Regions from separate parts of the Homo sapiens genome. Here region 1 is linked to region 2. The links are chromatin loops, found by intact Hi-C in ENCODE. Cell type or tissue: spleen. All regions are shown on one strand. Links, peaks and the distances in the headings refer to the core of each region. The heading gives the core; the rest is flanking DNA.

What was found. Hi-C counts contacts between places; a loop is a spot of excess contacts. Peaks named below come from ENCODE experiments on the same cell type or tissue, not always from the same donor. Only the 100,000 strongest peaks of a DNase experiment are listed, where the experiment ranks them.
Region 1: it touches region 2 in a loop (5-fold over the local background); 5 of 110 quality-filtered maps call a loop at or near these places.

What each region holds. Positions count from the first base shown.
Region 1 is chr9:24,999,089-25,009,610 of GRCh38, forward strand. No RefSeq gene overlaps it. Among named protein-coding and RNA genes, the nearest start is that of IZUMO3, 460 kb to the left of the region's middle. In spleen, for the core only: no CTCF peak of the experiment used is centred there; a DNase peak (open chromatin) is centred at 4,828.
Region 2 is chr9:25,059,747-25,070,268 of GRCh38, forward strand. No RefSeq gene overlaps it. Among named protein-coding and RNA genes, the nearest start is that of IZUMO3, 520 kb to the left of the region's middle. In spleen, for the core only: no CTCF peak of the experiment used is centred there; no DNase peak of the experiment used is centred there.

The sequences.
Region 1 (10,522 bases), core at 1,285-9,284, 60 kb before region 2:
TGGCAATATGTAATAATTTTAGGGTAACAATAAGCTTGTCCTTACCATTCTACCATTTCTGCCGTTAATTGCTGTTGTAGAAATCTGAGCATAGCAGGTGCTGTTGGAAGTGTGACTCTTGATGAATGTGCACACACCAGCTGATGCCGAAAACCACGTGCCTTCTGCATGTGAACACCTTGTGAAAATGCCTTTTGCTTCGTTTCAGGCCTTTAGGGAAGTGAGGGACATTTTTTTGCCCGAATATGTTTAGGAAGTATTTCTAAATGTAATAAAACTGTTATTCCCAATGTTAATTTTAAATGCTTTTAATTGCATACAAATTATAGTAAAAGAGCTTTACTTTTTAACCCCATTGATGCCTGCTGTATTTGGGCGGACAAGAGCAGGTACTAGTCTCAAAAGTTGTCATCTTAGATATTTCAGATAGATTAGAAGGCCTTCTGGGCAGGAAAGACAGACAGTCTAGAAGTTGTGAAAGAGTAGCAGAATGTGTCTGCAAATAGCAATTAAAGAAATAGTTGAGGGGACATGGATGAGAATAGATATTGTAAGTGTTCTGGTTCTTAAAGAAAATTTGCCATTTCAATTAGGGCAGACTTAGCTCCAAAACTCTGGATATGTTTTTTTGAAGTTTATGAAAGAGATTGAGACGATTTTACCCATCAGCCCTCATTCTCCATATAAGAAAATATTCTCTGCATAAATCAAAGAAGGTTTGGCAATGTTTTTCCTTTTTGGTATGAGAAATGGGACTCACATGTCACATAGACACCAGAAGGATAGCAAATTTCATCTGGCTGTCAAAATTTACTTTTGTTATTAACAAAGAGGCCTCCTGTCCACCAAGGAGACCTCATTTGTAGATTTGGCAAAGTATGGCACAATCTGTGCTTTAAAAACATAGAATTTAAAAAAGAACTAAAAATAATTAGTTACCAACATCTAAAAGTCAGTGGCATTTATTTAAAAAAATAGTGATATCTGACTTCCCTTAAAACATTAGACAGATTATCAAGACTTAGCTTTTATTGCTACATGGTATTATATCCAAATCTTTCTGATTTCTTATTGTGTTCTCGATATCAAAGCACTTTGGTCAGTTCCTACTTATCATATTTCCACTGTTGTGCTCTATTGGAGAACTTAGAAGAAAATAAAGTATATTTTGGACCCATGCATTACTAAATGTTGAAAAATTAAAGATGGACCATGAAGGCTGTAATTTCTATTTGTTGTGGTAGTTAATTTTGTGACTTTTGTGAACATTCATTATTGTGTGTATAAGATATATATAATGAATATACATTATATTCCTCATGAGGGCTCGAATTGCTTCTTATTTTTTATTTCTGCTCTTCCAATTTTGTTCTAGTGCTGAGTATAAATCAGACACAGGTAGAAAACGTGTGTTGAGTAAATACATAGTAACTTTGCAAATAGAAAAGAGGGTGAATGATCTCAAGGGAGGCGTCACCTGGGGTGTAGTAAAATGTTTTGTAATGACTACAAATTGATTCAGCTAGAAATTAAATAGATCTCTTTGGAATAATACAGTCAATCCTTGCACAATACTGGGGTTAGGGACACTTACCCTTGCACAGTAGAAAATCTGTGTACATCTTTTGACTCCCCAAAAATTTAACTGCTAATAGCCTACTTGATCGGAAGGCTTACTGATAACATAAATAACACATATTTTATATCTTGCATGTATTATATAATGTATTCTTACAATAAAGTAAGAGAGAAAAGAAATAGGGAAAAGAAAATGTTCTTTAAAAAATTGTGAGAAAAAATCATATATTTACTATTCATTAAGCAGAGTGGATCATCATAAAGGTCTTCATCCTTGTTATCTTCACCTTGACTAGGCTGAGAATGAGGAGGAACAGGAGGGGTAGCCTTGTGGTCTCAGCGGTGTCACAGGCAGAAGAAAATACCCATATTAGTGGACCTGCACAGTTCAAATCCATGTTGCTTGAGGGTCAACTGTTCCGGCAGAACATTAACACATTTAACATTTTTCCTTTATCATAGTTTCTATCACTAATCTTTCATGTGGCAAACCATTTCTTTAGAAAAAAAGGACAATGCTCTCAAGTAGCCTTTACAGTGTGAAGCTGGGTAGAAATTAAACATGGTGATTAATAACAATTTAGCCCATGGTAACAGACCCCAGGAACACGGTAGAGCAAGATTAGTAGGAGACACTAAATCAATTAAGAATTCTAGAGTCCAGAAAGGAAGAAAATATATTGGAAAATAGGATTTATAGTTCCTTTCCAGGAGGCAAGATCCAGGAACAGTTTTAAGGTTTAATTCTGTGTTTTGTTTGGTTTTGTTCATCTAGGGTTGCTTGAACGCACATGTATGAAACCAAAATCTTAAAGATACTAATCTGCACTTAATTTAGGAAATTGAATGTGAATGCATTTAAGTTATGATTTCTAATAATATGCCTTGATTAGACTTGTACAGAAAGCATGTTTCCTTGACTGGATTTATGGAAAACACTGATTTCTATTATTATAGTAGAATATACTCTGTTTTGACCAGGTACACAATATTAAATATTTCAGATAGTGATGGTCTACCAGTAACCAATATTACTCATATTACAGCAATTTATACTTCTTTTGATTATAATGAACGACTTCTGCTTGTATCTGCAAATATGTAGGAAATATCTTATGAAATGTGTTCTCGTCATTTATATTTTATTTAACAATATTTACATTGATTTCAGAAAAAAGTTTCAACATTATTTTGATAAATTCTTGTTAAGTAGAAGAACTTCTACACTAATGCATAAGGATATACATGCTACTTTTCAAGATTCACAACTAATAATGAGCTTGTTTTCAGATTCATGGGAATGACATGAAATGAACTTCCTGAATACCTTTGTTAATTTTCTGCCTCAGTGATCTGCCCAATACTATGAGTGAAATGTGGAGGTCTCCCACTATTAATGCATGGGAGTCTAAGTCTCTTTGAAGGTCTCTAATAACTTGATTTATGAATCTGGGTGCTCCTGTGTGGGGTGCATATATATTTAGGATAGTTACGTCTTCTTGTTGAATTGAAGCTTTTTCCAATATGTCATGCCCTTCTTTCTCTTTTCTGATCTTTTTTTGGTTTAAAATCTATTTTGTCTGAAATTAGGATTACATCTCCTGCTTTTTTCTGCTCTCCACTTGCTTGGTAGAGTGTTCTCCATCCCTATATTTTGAACCTACGTGTGTCATTGTATGCTAGATGTGTCTTTGAAGACAGCATACCAATGCGTCTTGGTTCTTTATCCAGATTGCCACTCTATACTTTTTAATTGGGGCATTTAGCCCATTTCCATTCAAGGTTAGTATGATATGTGTGGATTTGATCCTGTCACCATGATGTTAGCTTGTTTGTATGGTTTCTTTATAGTGTCACTGATCTGTGTCCTTAGGTGTGTTTTTGTAGTGGCTGGTAATGGTCTTTTCTTTCCATGTTTAGGGTTTTCTTCAGGAGCTCTTGTATGGTGGGTCTGTTTGTAATGAATTCCCTCAGCATTTACTTGTCTGAAAAGGATCTTATTTATCCTTCACTTATGAAGCTTAGTCTAACCAGATATGAAATTCTTGGTTGGAATTTTTTCTTTAATAACGTCGAATGTTGAATATTGGCCCCCAATTTATTCTGGCTTGTAAGGTTTCTGCTGAGAGGTCTGTTGTTAGTCTGATAGGCTTCCCTTTGTAAGTGACCTAACCTTTCTCTCTAGCTGCCTTTAACATTTCTTTCTTTCATTTTGTCCTTGGAGAATCTGATAATTATATGTCTTTGAGATGATCTTGTGAAGTATATTACTGTGGTTCTCTGCATTTCCTAAATTTGAATGATGGCCTCTCTAGCTAGGTTGGGGAAGTTTTCATGGATGATATCGTGAAATATATATTCCAAGTTACTTCCATTCTTCCCATCTCCTTCAGGGACACCACTGAGTTGTAAATTTCGTTTCTTTACGTAATACAATATGCCTGAGAGGTTTTGTTTCTTCCCTTTTGTTCTTTTTTTCTTGATTCTTTTCTGACTGTCTCATATTAAAAAACCAGCCTTCAAGCTCTGAGACTCTTTACTCAGCTTTGTCTGTAATACCTGTGATTGCATTATGAAATTCTTGTGTGCCTTTCAGCTCTAATCAGGTCTGTTATGTTATTTTCTATACTAGCTAATTTTTCTGTGAGCTCCTGTATGATTTTACTGTGATTCTTAGCTTCCTTGGATTGAGTTTCAACATACTCTTGCATTTTAATGATCTTCATTTCTATCCAGATTTGAATTCTATTTCTGTCATTTCAGCCATCTCAGCCTGGTTCAGAGCCCTTGCTGGAGAGCTAGTACAGTAATTTGGAGGAAATAAGCCATGCTGGCTATTAGAGTTGTCAGTGTTCCTGCATTGGTTCTTTTTCATCTTTGTGGGCTGATGTTTCTTCAATCGTTGAAGTTGGTGTCCTTAGGATTCTTTTTTTTCTTTTCTGCTTGATGAACTCGAGGGTTTGATTGTGGTTGTGGTATAAGGTTGGTTCAGTTAACTGGCTTTATTTCTGGAAGATTTTAGAGGGCCAAGGCTCAGCTCCCAACTCCTAGACTATGTGCTCTAACACTGTGGAACTAGTAACCGGAGGGATCTTGTTCTCTGGCTCTTTGAGGTTAGGAATCCACTGTGCGGAGGTTCCTAGACCAAAGGCAGCAGCAGCACAGGGATATGCACGCGCCTCAGCTGCAGCTGAGGCAGAGGGTGGCGGGGGAGGGGACTAGAGCCCCCTGCTGGTGACTATGTGTGTGGTCACTCTGGTGGTTGTGTTAGCACGGGGGTGGGGCGCTGGCGGGCACAGGTCTGTGTGTGCCCTCTGCTCTGTGTAGGGGAAGGTCCATTGTTTTCCATGCCTAGTTTTCACTCCATAAGCAGTGCTGGCTCGGGCTGGACGCTGGTGGGGTGGGGTTGGTGGGCTCTTTGCCAGGCGAGGCTCCTACTACAATGGCTTTATGATGTGTGCTGGGGGTGGGATGGAATGCACTCACTCCAGCAGCAGTGGCAGGACAGGGTACACACCTACATGGCGTTGGTGAGGCAGGGAAAACAATATCCATCTGCAGGTACACCCACCCCAAAAGTGATGTGAGCAGTGGCTGTGGGCCTGGAAGGAAGCTGCAGTGGGGGAACGAAGCAAGCAGACTGGTGCCTGTCCCTGGGGTCTGTTAAGCTGGAGCTCTCTGCCAGTCAGGCATGGTAAGCTAGAGTGTAGGAACTATGATGTGGACCCCCAGAGCACCCGAGGCTGCACTGCAAGGGAGTCCCAGGAGAGTTCATTAGGCCAAGGGGAGTTTAGGTCGAATGGCCCAGTGCAATGGACAAGAGCACCTGCAGAGTTCAGGTCACACTGTTCCCCTAAAACTAAAGTCTCCTATGGGAGCAAGTTGAGCCTAGGGGCATGGGTGTCCTTGGCCATGCTTCACTACAGACGGTCCTTCAATGAACCCTCTGGGCTCCACAGTTACAGGAGTACTGCCCCTACCACTTCTCTAATCAGCTCTTTCTGTCTGTGGTGGTTGAGGGGTCTCCTCCTGCCAGGGTTCCAGAGACTTGTAGCTGGAGCAGGTTGCTCCTTGCTAGTTCAACTAACCCATTTCCCTGAAGCTGTTGGGAGCCAGAAAGGAATCCTTGGGCATGGTAATCCTGTGCAGAATTTTCAGCTTCTTCCCCCTTCAGCCCAGCTTCTGTATCTTCCCTCTGTTCATTCTCAGTGCCTTTCTCTCTCAAATCTATCCGCTGCAAAATCCCTTCACTAAAAGCTATACGAATGCAATAGTCCAGCATTACATTACCTCTTACTTACTTCAAGTGTAATTGCTTCTTAACTAGCTGGTCTTGCTGTTTACTCATTTCTAGTACATCAATTTTAGATTAGTGTCCTTGAAATTTAAGGTCTGCCTATAATGAAATAGAAGATCATGTGATGTATAAAGATCAAAATTATTTAAAGACAAGAAGGTGTTCAATGAATGTGAGTTTGATGTGGATTAAAATGGCAAATAAGGGAGTAAGGAAAAGGGATTGGGGAGGGGGTTAAGGTAACTGATTCAAAAGTAAAGTTGTCTAATAAGTTGTTTGTCTATATTAACTAGAAAATAAGTGAATATTATCAGCCATAAATAAATACACACACAGATACACAAACACACACACTCAAACAGAACCTTAGAGGGTGATAGTAAAGGGAGTGTCTCAAAGTTTCACAGGGAGTCGGTGAACAAATAAAACAATACAAATATTTTATATAAGGGCTTCCAGAGCCTTGGATTGTCAATGAAGAAAATATATTATCTAAGATGAAGATCTCTAGGGACTCCTTGTATTGAATGTTCACGGTACACAGTAGTTGCTCCACCATTACAACAATCTTAGCAGAGCAAACAGAAGGGTAAAAATAGAATAATGAATAGGTGGGAAGATAAATTGGGAAAAAAACAAAAAAAAAATGAAGACTGGTTGTTTTGTATGCAGGGATTTATTGTTTAAAGATTATGCATAAAGTCAACAGAAATGAAAGAAAAGTAAGACTGTAAGATGGGCTAGAAGGACTCCATACTCTCAGGGAGAAAGACAGTGTCACCTGGACAAAATCAGCTTCAAAGTTTTCACCCTCCTGTGCAGGTCCTTAAGTTATTCAGTTTCATGGTGACATGCATATAGTGAGTGCTCACATTGTTTAAGTGAGAAAATAAATAAATGACTATAGATGGGTAAATGGACAAGTTCTTCACTGTTTTAGTGAGGCACTATTGCTTATGCCTCCATTCACTGAGCCCAAGATCTAACTTTCTGCTCCGTAGAGTGGGAAAAATAAATGAATTTCTCAAAGGAAAGTTTTCTATAATACGCTTGTTAAGAAATGTAAGGCCATTATCATAAAGTGAAGACCATCAAAAATACATAAATTTAAGACTAGCAGAGAAAAATATTGAAGTGTTTGAAGAAATATTAGATGAAATGACACTTGCACAGTGCCTACATAAATTTAAATCGTTTGTCATAGGATTCAGATGTTAGAACATATATTTTTAAAATGTTTTCTTTTTACAATATTATATGTCTATTATTCTAATCATGGATATTAAAAAGTGATGTTAGCATATCTATTTTAATCTGAATTAATTTATGGCATTCTTAACATAAAGTTCCAAGTGAAATTCAAAAGCATCATTCTCTTTCGAGAAGAGATACATTGACATTCTAAATTTTCAGACATGTTATTATATGAATTTACCTATATAAAATTAGAGTATTGAACAATTACAAATTGAATATTAAATAAAAATATCATGTGGGATTTTCAGGTAAGGTAGAAATAACCTTTTTTGGTTAATTTATCAAGATATAGCTATAAATTTTCTCCAATCCATTGTCCACGTATAAGCCTATTACAATGAGACAGAATTCTCTTTGTTTAGAATTTTTAAGTCTTTGGAATGGAATTGGTGATGGCATATCTTCGGAGAGCTTTGAAAAGATACTCTGATTTCTTAAATGCCCTTCTACTTCTGCTTTTGTTTATACTAACACCACCTATCTTCAAAACCAACTGAAGATTCACCTCTTCATAAACCTTCCCTTACACAATAGGCCTGTTAAAGTTAATAACCATTTCATTGTGGTTTCATTATGATTCCTCTGCAAATATCTTCCATTAACGGTGTGTACAATCCTTGGGATTTTGATAGGGATTTCATTAAATCTATAGATTGCATTGAGTAGTATGGTCTTTTCAACAATATTAAAATTTTTAATCCATGAACACAGGATGCATTTCAATTTATTTGTTTCCACTTTAATCCATCAATACTTTGTAGCTTTCAGTACACAAGTTTTTACCTCCTTAGTTAATTTTATTCCTAGGTATTTTACTCTTTTTGGTATTATTGGAAATGATGTTGTTTTTCAAATTTCCTTTTCAGATAGTTCATTGTTGATTAAGAAATGCAACTGATTTCTGTATGATAATTTTGTATCCTGCAACTTCACTGAATTCATCTATTAGTTCTAACAGTATTTGGGTGGTTTCTATATATATGAGCATGTCATCCGCAAAAATGGATAATTTTATTTCTTACTTTCTGATTTAGATGCTATGTATTTCTTTCTCTTGCCCTATTGCTCTGACTAGGCGTTCCAGTACTATATGGACTAGAAGTGATGAGAGTGAGCATTTTTACCTCATTCCTGGAAAATTTTACAGAAATAGAAAAAACAATTCTAAAATTCACATTGAACTGCAAAAAACCACAAATAGCCAAATCAATCTTGATAAAGAATAACAAAGCTGACTGTATTACATTTTTATTTTAAAATATCTTACAAAGCTACAATAACCAAAATACATACGGACAGATATATGGACCAGTGAAACAAATTAGTAAGCCCAGAAGGAAACCCACATACATATGGTAAAGTTATTTTCAGTAAGGTTATCAATATTATACAATAGGGAAAGAGTTCAACAAATGATGTAGGCAAATTAGATATCAATATACAAAAGGATGAACTTGGAGCCTCATCTTACTTCATATACAAATCCACTCAAAATGGACTGAAAACACTTAGATGCTAAAACCCCAAACTGTAAAATATTTACAAGAGAATATAAGGGAAATGCTTCATGACATAGGTCTTGGCAGTGATTTTATGCACATGATAACAAAAGCACAGACAATAAAAACAAACAAGGGACTATATCATACTAAAAGTATCTGTACAGCGAAGAATATAACAAAGTGAATAGATAACCTGAAGAATTGCAAAATTACTTGATAACCAAACATCTGATAAATAAGAGGTTAATTTCCAAAGTATATAACTTCTACAACTCAGTATTTTTAAAAGAACACTAATATAATTAAAAATGGGCTACGGACTTCAATTGATATTCCTCCAAAGAAGATATACAAATGACCAACCTGTATGTGAAAAACTGCTTAACAGTAATCATCAGGGAAATGCAAGTCAAAATCTAAATGAGGTATCACTTCACACCTGTCAGGATACCTATTTTTAAAAATAAAAGACAAGAATTAGTGAGAATGCAGAAAAAACTGAAACTCTTGCATAGTATTGGGTGAGAATGCAAAATGCTGTAGCTGCTATGGAAAACAGAATGTGCTTCCTCAAAAAGTTAAAAATAGAACTACTATATGATGTGGCAATCCTACTGTTAGGTATATATCCAAAAGAATTGGGTCGGGCGTGGTGGCTCACGCCTGTAATCCCAGCACTTTGGGAGGCCGAAGCGAGCGAATCACCTGAGGTCAGCAGTTCGAGACCAGCCTGACCAACATAGAGAAACCTCATCTCTACTAAAAATACAAAATTAGCTGGGCATGGTGGCGCATGGCTGTAGTCCCAGCTACTCGTGAGGCTGAAGCAGAAGAATCGCTTGAACCCGGGAGGCACAGGTTGTGGTTAGCCAAGATCGCACCATTGCACTCCAGCCTGGGCAACAAGAGTGAAACTCTATCTCAAAAATAAATAAATAAATAAATAAATAATAAATAAATAAATTAAATTAAAAAGAAAGAATTGAAATCAGATCTTGAAGAGATACATTACTCTGATGTCATTGCAGGATTATGCACACTAGCCATGATGTGGAAACAACCTAAATGTCCATCAAAAGATGAATGAATAAAATGTGGGATACACATACAAGCAAATACTATTCAGTTTTTAAAAAAGAAGGGATTTTTGCAATATGTGACAGAATACATGAATCTTGAGGACATTATACTAAGTGAAATGGGCCATTTAACAGAAAGACAAATATTGCATGATTCTGCTTATATAAGGTATCTAAAATGTCAAATTTGTGGAATCAAGAGTGGAATGTTGGCTATAGGGTCAATGATGGGGAGACTGATATTTGGGAGAAAGTAAATAGTCACCAATGAATGGGTGTAAAGTTCTGTTAAGCAAGATAAATATGCCCTACAAATCTGCTATACAATGTTGTACATATAGTCTACAATAATGTATTGTACACCTTAAGATTTGTTAAGAGGGTGGGTATCATGTAAACTGTCCTTACCATGTGTGGTCATTCCTCAGTTTTTTTTCCTTGAGAATGGAAGCATTCATTCCTCAGGTGCCCACAAGAATTTCCCCTGGAATCAGATGAAGTCTCAATTGCACCTGCATTATAATTAAAAAATCTCTCTCTGACCAGTCCTGCTCTGCTCATTCCAGTATAAGAATTAATTAGTAAAGCACTCCCCAATAAAGTTTCTGCATGAAAAGGTCATAGTTTCAGAGTCTGTTTTCTGAGGAGCCTAATCCTAGATAGCTCCCTTTAAAACCAAAGCATCCAATAATCTTAGACAGCTGACAGAATGAGAAAGAGGTCTATTGTTTATCTAGACATTGTGATAAGTGATTTACCCACTTCATTTTCCCCATTACTCTTAATAAATCTGAGGTAAAGCTCTTCTA
Region 2 (10,522 bases), core at 1,114-9,113:
GCCATTTTCATGATAATTATTCTTCCCATTCATGAGCATGGAATGTTTTTTCATTTGTTTGTGTCCTCTCTTATTTCCTTGAGCAGTGGTTTGTATTTCTCCTTGAAGAAGTTCTTCACATCCCTTTAAGTTGTATTCCTTGGTATTTTATTCCCTTTGTAGCAATTGTGAATGGAAGTTCACTCATGATTTGGCTCTCTGTTTGTCTATTATTGGTGTATAGGAATGCTTGTGATTTTTGCACATTAATTTTGTATCCTGAGACTTTGCTGAAATTGCTTATCACCTTAAAGAGTTTTGGGGCTGAAACAATGGGGTTTTCTATATATACAATCATGTCGTCTGCAGACAGAGATAATTTGACTTCCTCGCTTCCTAAATACCCTTTATTTTTTTCTCTTGCCTGATTGCCTTGGCCAGGACTTCCAATACTATGTTGAATAGGAGTGGTGAGAGTTGGCATCCTTTTCTTATGCCAGTTTTCAAAGGGAATGCTTCCAGCTTTTGCCCATTCAGTATGATATTAGCTGTGGGTTTGTCATAAATAACTTTTTTTATATGTTCCATCAATACCTAGTTTATTGAGTGTTTTTAGCATGAAGCGTTGTTGAATTTTATCGAAGGCCTTTTCTGCATCTGTTGAGAAAATCATGTGGTTTTTGTCATTGGTTCTGTTTATGTGATGGATTATGTTTATTGATTTATGTATGTTGAAACAGCCTTGCATCCCAGGGATGAAGCCGACTTGATTGTGGTGGGTAAGCTTTTTAATGTGCTGCTGGATTCAGTTTGCCAGTATTTCATTGAGGATTTTTGCATTGATGTTCATCGGGGATATTGGCCTGAAATTTTCTTTACTCTAGACCCTGTTGGCCTGGGTATCACCAGCAGAGGCTGCAGAACAGCAAAGATTGCTGCCTGCTCCTTCCTTTGGAAACTCATCACAGAGGGGCACCTGCCAGAAGCCAGCCGGAGATCTCCAGTATGAAGTGTCTGTCAACCCCTGTTGGGAGGTGTCTTCCCATCAGGAGGCATGGGGGTCAGTGACCCACTTAAGAAGGCAGTCTGTCCCTTATCTGAGCTTGAGCGCTGTGCTCAGAGATCTGCTGCTCCGTTCAGAGCCAGCAGGCAGAAACCTTTAAATCTGTTGAAGCTGCACCCACAGCCACCCTTTCACCCAGGTGCTCTGTCACAGGGAGATGAGAGTTTTATCTATAAGCCTCTGACTGGGGCTGCTGCCTTTCTTTCAGAGATGGCTTGCCCAGAGAGGAGGAATCTAGAGAGGCAGTCTGGCTACAGTGGCTCTGTGGCACTGAGGTGGGCTCTACCCAGTCAGAACTTCCAGGTGGCTTTGCATACGCTGTGAGGGGAAAACCGCCTACTCAAGCCTCGTAATGGTGGACACCCCTCCCTCCGCCAAGCTTGAGTGTCCCAGGTCAACTTCAGACTGCTGTGCTGGCAGCAAGAATTTCAAGCCAGTGGATCTTAGCTTGCTGGGCTCCTTGGGGGTGGGATCCGCTGAATAAGACCACTTGGCTCCCTGGCTTCAGCCCCCTTTCCAGGGGAGTGAACGGTTCTGTCTCACTGACGTTCCAGGCATCACTGGGGTGCCAAACAAACAAACAAACAAACAAACAAAAAACTCCTGCAGCTTGCTTGCTGTCTGCCCAAACACCTGCCCAATTTTGTGCTTGAAACCTAGGGCCCTTGTGGTGTAGGGACGAGGGGAAATCTCCTGGTCTGTGGGTTGCGAAGACCATGGGAAAAGCGTAGTATCTGGGCCCGATAGCACCGTCTCTCCCGGCAGAGTCCCTCAAGGCTTCCCTTGGCTAGGGGAGGGAGTTCCCCCACCCCTTGCACTTCCCAGGGGAGGCGACAGCCCACCCTGCTTCAGCTCGCCCTCCTGGGCTGCACCCACTGTCTAACCAGTCCCAGTGAGATAAACCAGGTACCTCAGTTGGAAATGCAGAAATAACCAGCCTTCTGTGTTGGTCTCACTGGGAGCCACAGAATGGAGCTGTTCCTATTCAGTCATTTTGCCTGGGAGCCATACATGGGATTATTTTTAAAACTGTATCTTCTCAATGTATAGATTGGCTTTTTACTTTCTTATATTTTCATTAACCGAAATTGTTTTAGTTTAGAATTATTGCTCAATCCTTCCCTTTATAGTTTGTGCTATTTGTTTCTCTTTAAAAAGGGTTTTCTGCCCTGAAATCACATTCTTCCTGATTTTCATTTAATTTTTAAACTATTTATTTTGAAATAATTATAAATTCATAGAAAGTTGCAAAGATAGTACCGAGAAGTCCCCAGTACCTTTCCCCTACTTCACCCAGTTTCCTCCATGGGTCACTTATTACACAACAACAATACAAGAACAACAGCTGGAAATCAGCAATAGTACACTGCATGTGAATATTCTGTTATTTTATCACATGTGTAAATTCATGGAACCACCAATAAAATCAAGATACAGGAATATTTTTTTACACCAAATCTCCCTCATGCTGCACCTTCATATTCACACCCACTTCCTTTCCCCTACCATCTTAACTCCAGGAAACCACTAATTTGTTCTCTATGTGTATAGTTGTGCCATATTGAGAATGCCATATAGACAGAATCTTATGGTATGTGAGATGACTCCAATTGTGTTTTTCCTCACTCAACATAAATCCATCGACTTTGTTGCATCTATCAATAATTTGTTCCTTTTTATTGCTGAGATATGTATCTGGCTATGAATGTAGCAATTTGTTTAACCATCACCAATTCTAGGGCAATTTGACTGTTTCCAGTATTTTTGATCATTAGAAATAAAACTGTGAATGATCATGTAGAAGTTTATGTTGAAAATATGTTTTTATTTCTATAAGTGCTAGGGAGTGTGACTGATTACTGGGTCCTATAGCAGGCATATGTCTAGTAATTTTTCTTTTACAAAACCCTTCATTTTAACTTCAGGGGTGCATGAGCAGATTTGTTACATAGGTAAATTTGTGTCATGTGGGTTTGTTGTCCAGGTTCTTTCATCACCCAGGTATTAAGCCTAGCACCAATTAGTTATTTTTCCTGATCTTCTCCCTCCTCTCACCCTCTGATAGGCCCCAGTTTGTGTTGTTCTCCTCTATGTGTCCATCTCTTCTACATGTCCATGGGATCTCATCGGTTAGCTCCCACTTATAAGTGAGAACCTGCAGTATTTGGTTTCATGCTCCTGCATTAGTTTGCTAAGGATAATGACCTCCAGCTCCATCCATGTCCCTGCAAAGGACATAGTATTATTCTTTTGTATAGCTGCATAGTACTCCGTGGTGTATATATACCATATTTTATTTATCCAGTCTGTCATTGATGGGCATTTAGGTTGATTCGATGTCTTTGCTATTGTGACTAGTGCTACAATGAACATACATGTGCATGTATCTTTATAATAGAATGATTGCTTTATATTCCTTTGGGTATATACCCAGTAATGGGATTGCTGTTGAAAGATATTTCTGTCTTTAGTTCTTTGAGGAATTGCTACACTGTGTTCCACAATGGATATTGAACTAATTTATACTCCCACCAACAGTGTATTAGCATCCCTTTTCCTCTGCAACCTAACGGGCATCTGCTATTTTTTGACTTTTTAATAATAGCCATTCTGACCAGTGTGAGATGGTATCTCATTGTGGTTTTGATTTGAATTTCTCTAATAATCAGTGATGTTGAGGTTTCTTTTTTATATATGTGATTGTTGGCTGCATGTATGTCTTCTTTTGAAAAGTGTCTGTTCATGTCCTTGGCCCACTTTTTTTTTATGGGGTTATTTTTTCTTGCAAATTTGTTTAAGTTCCTTATAGATTCTGGATATTAGAACTGTATAATGCAGAAATTTTCTCCCATTGTGTAAGTTGTCTGTGTACTCTGTTGATAATTTATTTTGCTGTGCAGAATCTCTTTAGTTTGATTAGATCCCATTTGTCAATTTTTGCTTTTGTTGCGATTGCTTTTGGCATCTTCATCATGAAATCTTTGCCCACACCTATGTCCAGAATGGTATTGCCTAGCCTATGTTGTCTTTCAGGGTTTTAATAGTTTTTGATTTTACATTTAAGTCTCAGTCTATCTTGAGTTAATTTTTCTATATGGTGTAAGGAACGGGTCCATTTTTAATCTCCTGCATATGGCTAGCCAGCTATCCCAGCACCATTTATTGAATAGAAGATCCTTTCCCCATTGCTTGTTTTTTTTTCAGGTTTGTCAAAGTTCAGATAGCTGTAGTTGTGTGATCTTATTTCTGGGTTCTCTATTGTGTTTCACTGGTCCATGTCCCTGATTATTGTTTTTAATTTTATTTATTTATTTATTTATTTATTTATTTATTTATTTATTACCAGAACCATGCTGTTTGGTTACTGTAGCCCTGTAGCATAGTTTGAAGTTGGGTAGCTTGATGCCTCCAGCTTTGTTCTTTTTGCTTAAGATTGCCTTGGCTATTTGGGCTCCCTTTCTGTTCTGTATGAATTTTAAAATAGTTTTTTGTAGTTCTGTTAAGAATGTCAGTGGTAGTTTTATAGGCATAGCATTGAATCTCTAAATTGCTTTGGGCAGTATGGCCATTTTAACAATACTGATTTTTCCTATCCATGAGTATGGAATGTTTTCCATTTGTTTGTGTCATCTCTGATTTTCTTGAGTAGTGTTTTGTAGTTCTCCTTGTAGAGATCTTTCACCTCCATAGTTACTTGTATTCCTAAGTATTTCATCTACTTTCTTAGGTTTATGCCTACATTCTTTGTATTTCCAGAGTGACTGCACCACTTCACATTCCTACTGGCAGTGCACCAGACTCAGTTTCTCCACATCTTTGACAGACTTTAATATTTTTTTCTATTTCCTTTTTAGATGTTCTGCTAATTTTGTGGAGATATTACATCATAATCTTAATTTGCATTTTTCTGAGGGCTATCGATTTGAACATTTTTTATATGCTTCTCATCTTTATATCTACCTCAATAAAATGTCTCTCTATATATTTTGCCATATAGATAGATAAATAAAATATATATGTGTATATTACATAAAAAATATACATTATATATTTACTGTTGAGTTTTGAGAGTTCTTTATATTTTGTAAATGCAAGTCCTTTGTCAGATATGTGATTTGCAAGTATTTCTTCCTATTCTGTAGGTTGTTTTTTAACCCTTTATTTACAGGTCATTTAACAGAGCAAAGTTATTAATTTTGATAAAGCTGAATTCATTATTTTTAAAAATTATTTTATAGTCCATGATTTGGTGCAATGTGTAAGAATTCTTGACTGAGCCTTAGCTCCCTAAGCTTACTTCTATGTCTTAGTGTCTTATGATTTATATAGAAATTTATGATCCATTTTGAGTTAATTAATATAGAAGGTATGAGGTTTACGCTGAGGTTCAATTTTTTTTTTTTTTTTTTTTTGCCTATGGATATCCAGTTGTTCCAGCACCGTTTTCTGAAAAGACTGTCCTTCTTTCATTAAATTGCTTTGCACTCTGTCAAGAATCAGTTAACTGTACTTGTGTGCAGTTATTTTTGGGTTCTCTATTCAGTTCTGTTTATTTTTTTGTCTATTCCTTGCCAATGGCAGATAGTTTTGATTACTATAGTTAGATAAAAAGCTTTATTGTTAAGTATAGTGATTCTTCTCACTTTGTTCTCTCTCTTTTTTTTTTTTTAAAGGGATTGTCAGTTATTCTTGGGCTTGTGCCTTTCCCTATACATTCAATAATAAGTGTATCTATGTCTTTAAAATGTTGCTCGTATGTTGATAGGAATTCGATTGAATAGGAAATCTGTAAATAAATTCGGGGAGAGTTGATATCTTTACAATCTGAATTCTTCCAGTCTGTGAGTACTATCTGTATTATAGCATTCTCACACTGCTTTAAAGACTTACAAGAGCCTGGGTAATTTATTAGCAAAAAAAAAAAAAAAAAATGAAGAGAGAAATTTAATCAGTTCTGCAGATTGTACAGGCTTCTGCTTCTCGGAGGCCTCAGGAGACTTACAATCATGGCAGAAGGTGAAGAGAAAGCAGGCAAATCTTCAAAAGGGCAGCAGGAGAGAGAGAGAGAACGAGCAAAAGAGAGAGAGTGAAGGAGGAAGTGCTATACATTTTCAAACAATCAGATCTCTTGTGATGACTTTATCATGAGAAGGCACTAGGGATATGTTGCTAAACCAATAGAAACCACCCCCTTGATTCAATCACTTCCCATCAGACCTCTCCTCCAACACCAGGGATTGCAAATCCACATGAGATTTGGGTGAGACACAAGGACAAACCCATATCACCATCCTTTCATAATTTTTCTCAAACTTTCTTACATAATTTTCTATGCCTTTTCCTTAGTATTTCATTCTTTCTCTGGTGATGTGCCATAAAAATCCATACCCATGAAATTTTCATGTATGAGTCAGTTTATTGGAAGAATCTATATCCTGTTTCCTCGTTTAATTTGTATACCTCTGCTTCACTGCCACTAGCTTTTTATTATGTTTCGGTATCTGGAAGGGTAAATTCCTGATCTTCTTTTACTACAAAATAACCTTTACTAATCTGCTTATAAAGTTGTCATCAAGTTATTGATTTCTATGAAATTAAATATTGGGATTATATGGAATTTATAGGTTAATTTTTTTTTTTTTTTTGAGACAGAGTCTCATTCTGTTGCCAGGCTGGAGTGCAGTGGCACAATCTCGGCTCACTGCAACCTCCACCTCCTAGGTTCAAGTGATTCTCCTGCCTCAGCCTCCTGAGTAGCTGGGACTACAGTTCACGCGCCCCCATGCCCAGCTAATTTTTGTATTTTTAGTAGAGACGGGGTTTCAACCGTGTTGGCCAGGATGGTCTCGATCTCTTGACCTTGTGATCTGCCTGCCTCAGCCTCCCAAAGTGCTGGGATTACAGGCGTGAGCCACCACACCAGGCCAACAGGTTATTTTTTTAAAAAGTTAGCATATTTAGGGCAAAGAGGCTTTCTAACCATAGACAGATATATTTCTCTGACTATGAAGTATTAAAATCCTTCAATAAGGTTTTATTATCTTCACTTACTTTGTTAGATTTTTGCTTAGGTTCTTTGTATCTCATGTACTATTGCAAACGTCATTATTTTACATTACATTTCCTAACTCTCTGATGCTGGTATTGAAAAGCATGCTTCATATTCAGGTGTTGATCTTGTACTTAATGATACTTAGCAATTATCTTTTATTCTATTTGACACATTATAAAGCTATAAGTCTAAAGGAGAATGAGATATAGAGTGTCTAGAGTTGACTACCAGATCACCAAGAATAAATTTGTCTACCTTCCCAAATATGAGGATCATATTAAGTGTATTTTGTATGCTCCTTTTACCTATAACTTTATTCTATTTTTACTGTTACATTTCACATAACCCCAACTTTATAAGACTAGCTAATAATTATTGAGCTCCTTTTACATGACCTAAGAAATTAAGCAAATTGCCAAAGACTACATAGCTAGTAGATGGCAAAGCCAATGATAGAATCCAAAAATTTATCTTCAGTGCTTGTGCTTTTAATTACTGTTGTGTACTAGCACAATAATTTTTCTCCTTTTAGTATGGTGTTAGGAGAAATTAGAAACAATGGTATATATTTACATAACAGTCAATGCAAGATACGTCTCCAAAATACCACTATTCCTGTAGGTAACTTTTGCACCAGATAATTTATTTTCTGAAGTTTTTCATTACTTTACTACCATGATAAGAAAACACAAGGAAAAGGAACTCTAGTCAGATCCTTCATTACCAGTTTACCTCTAGTTGTTTTAGTAAAATTTTTTTCTTGTCATGTAGGTCTCACCTATTCCCATTAAGGCTATTCCATGCCCCATCAGCCCTCGCTAAGCCCCATTACAAACTTTATCTTTTTGTGAATAAACTTTTGAGGAAACACTAATGACAAGCATCAACTCTTTTCCAGGGTTCTATATAAATCTTTTTTATAAAAGAGACTTTTCTAGCATGATCTGAGTACTAAATAATACTTTTCTTCCCCAATTGAAGACATGGATGATAGATTTCTAGCAGAAGGAAGACCAGAACGTCCTGATATTATAAGGGAAACATACATAGTCATGATATAGATACTGCTGTTATGATGATGAGATAATGTGGAGTGAAAGAGAAATAACTTAAGTAAAATTATGAAATAGGTATAAAAACTGCTGACACATATTGTATATCTATTTTTTTTTTTTTTTTTGAGACGGAGTCTCGCTCTGTTGCCCAGGCTGGAGTGCAGTGGTGCGATCTTGGCTCACTGCAAGCTCCGCCTGCCGGGTTCACGCCATTCTCCTGCCTCAGCCTCCCGAGTAGCTGGGACTACAGGCGCCCGCCACCACGCCTGGCTAATTTTTTATATTTTTAATAGAGACGGGGTTTCACCGTGTTAGCCAGGATGGTCTCGATTTCCTGACCTCGTGATCCGCCTGCCTTTAAAAGGATCCTGCATAAACAAGCTAACTTAATTTTTACGTCTCTATGAAATGGGAGATATTATTATTTCCACTTACAGATGAAGAAACAGAAAGGCCCAAGATTGCATAGTTAGTAAGGTGCGCAGTCAGGATGCCATCTTAGGCAGGCTGTCCCCAGAGACCAAAGTTTACAGTATCAAACAGCACATTTCTAACACTGGTTGGGCATTAGCTGGCCTAAAATTGTAAGGGAGAACTGCTCCTCTTCATCCCAGGGCATCTATGTATAGTTCTCCATGTAAAAGGTAACTATTATGAATCAGTTTCTGAAGGTCAGAGTCTTCTTTGCATTGTTTTGGTTTGCTTCGGTTTGTTCTCCATCCAAAACATTGTACCAGATAGCATGTTTCTATCCATCAACCGTGTCATGGGCATTTTATTTTATCCAGTTTCAGTTGTTCCGAATAATTATTTACTTTGAGTGTTCCCCAAAGCCTTCAGTAAACTTAAAACCCAGAATGTAGACTCTATTTTAAATCAAACATTTACTTCCAAATCTAGTGAAAATCTAATAATCCCCTAATGTGTGATATAGTAACAAAGTCATAGAAATTCTAACTTATTTATGTATATTTTAATTGCCTATAACCAGGTTATCCTTTTCATTTGCATTATACCTTTAATTTTACGGGATAGGTGACCAATTAAAATTAAAAAACAGAATTGAAAGATTGAATAAATTTATACCTAGTAAGTGACAAAACTGGGATGTGAACACAGTTCTCATTTTCAGTTATTAACTATGACTAATTCTGATGGCATATTTTTCAATATGACAAGGTGATGTATTTGTGGTTAATACTTCAGTCAGTAGGGAATACAACATATGTGTCCAGGTAGATGTGTGGCACGTTTAGTTTCTTCATGGATAACTCTGCCACACACATTGAAATTTGAGCACAGTAAAGACTTGTGATGATTATTTGTTGTGTCAACTTGGCTAGGCCAAGGAATTCCCAGCTATCTAGTAAAGCACACTATTTCTTTATGTTTCTGTGAGGGTGTTCCTGAAAGGTATTAACAGTTTTATATTCATATATATATGTATATAATTCATATATATGTATATACTCTCCATATATATTTTTATATATCCATATATTTATCCATTTATCCATATATTTTATATATCCATATATTTATATATTTTTATATATTATATATCCATATATTTATAAAAATATAAATATATATTTATATATCTATATATATAACATATGTGATATAAAGATATTTATATAAATATATAATATATTAATATAAATATATATTTATAAAAATATACTATCTTTGTATAAATATATAATATATTAATATAAATATATATTTATATAAATATAATATATTATATATTATATTATATATTATATAATATATACTATATTTATATAAATATAGTATATATAATATATTTTTATATATTTATATAAATATAGTACATATTTATATAGATACATATAAATATATTACATATTTATATAGCTATATTTATATTACATATATTACATATTTATATAGCTATATTTATATTACATATATTACATATTTATATAGCTATATTTATATTACATATATTACATATTTATATAGCTATATTTATATTACATATATTATATATTTATATAGCTGTATGTATATTACATATATATTTATATAGCTGTATGTATATTACATATATTATATATTTATATAGCTGTATGTATATTACATATATTATATATTTATATAGATGTATGTATATTACATATATTATATTTTTATATAGATATATGTATATTACATATATATTTATATAGATATATTTATATGACATATATTATATATTTATATAGATATATTTATATGACATATATTATATATTTATATAGATATATTTATATGACATATATGATATATTTATATAGCTATATTTATATGACATATAAATATAGCTATATTTATATGACATATATTATATATTTATATAGATATATT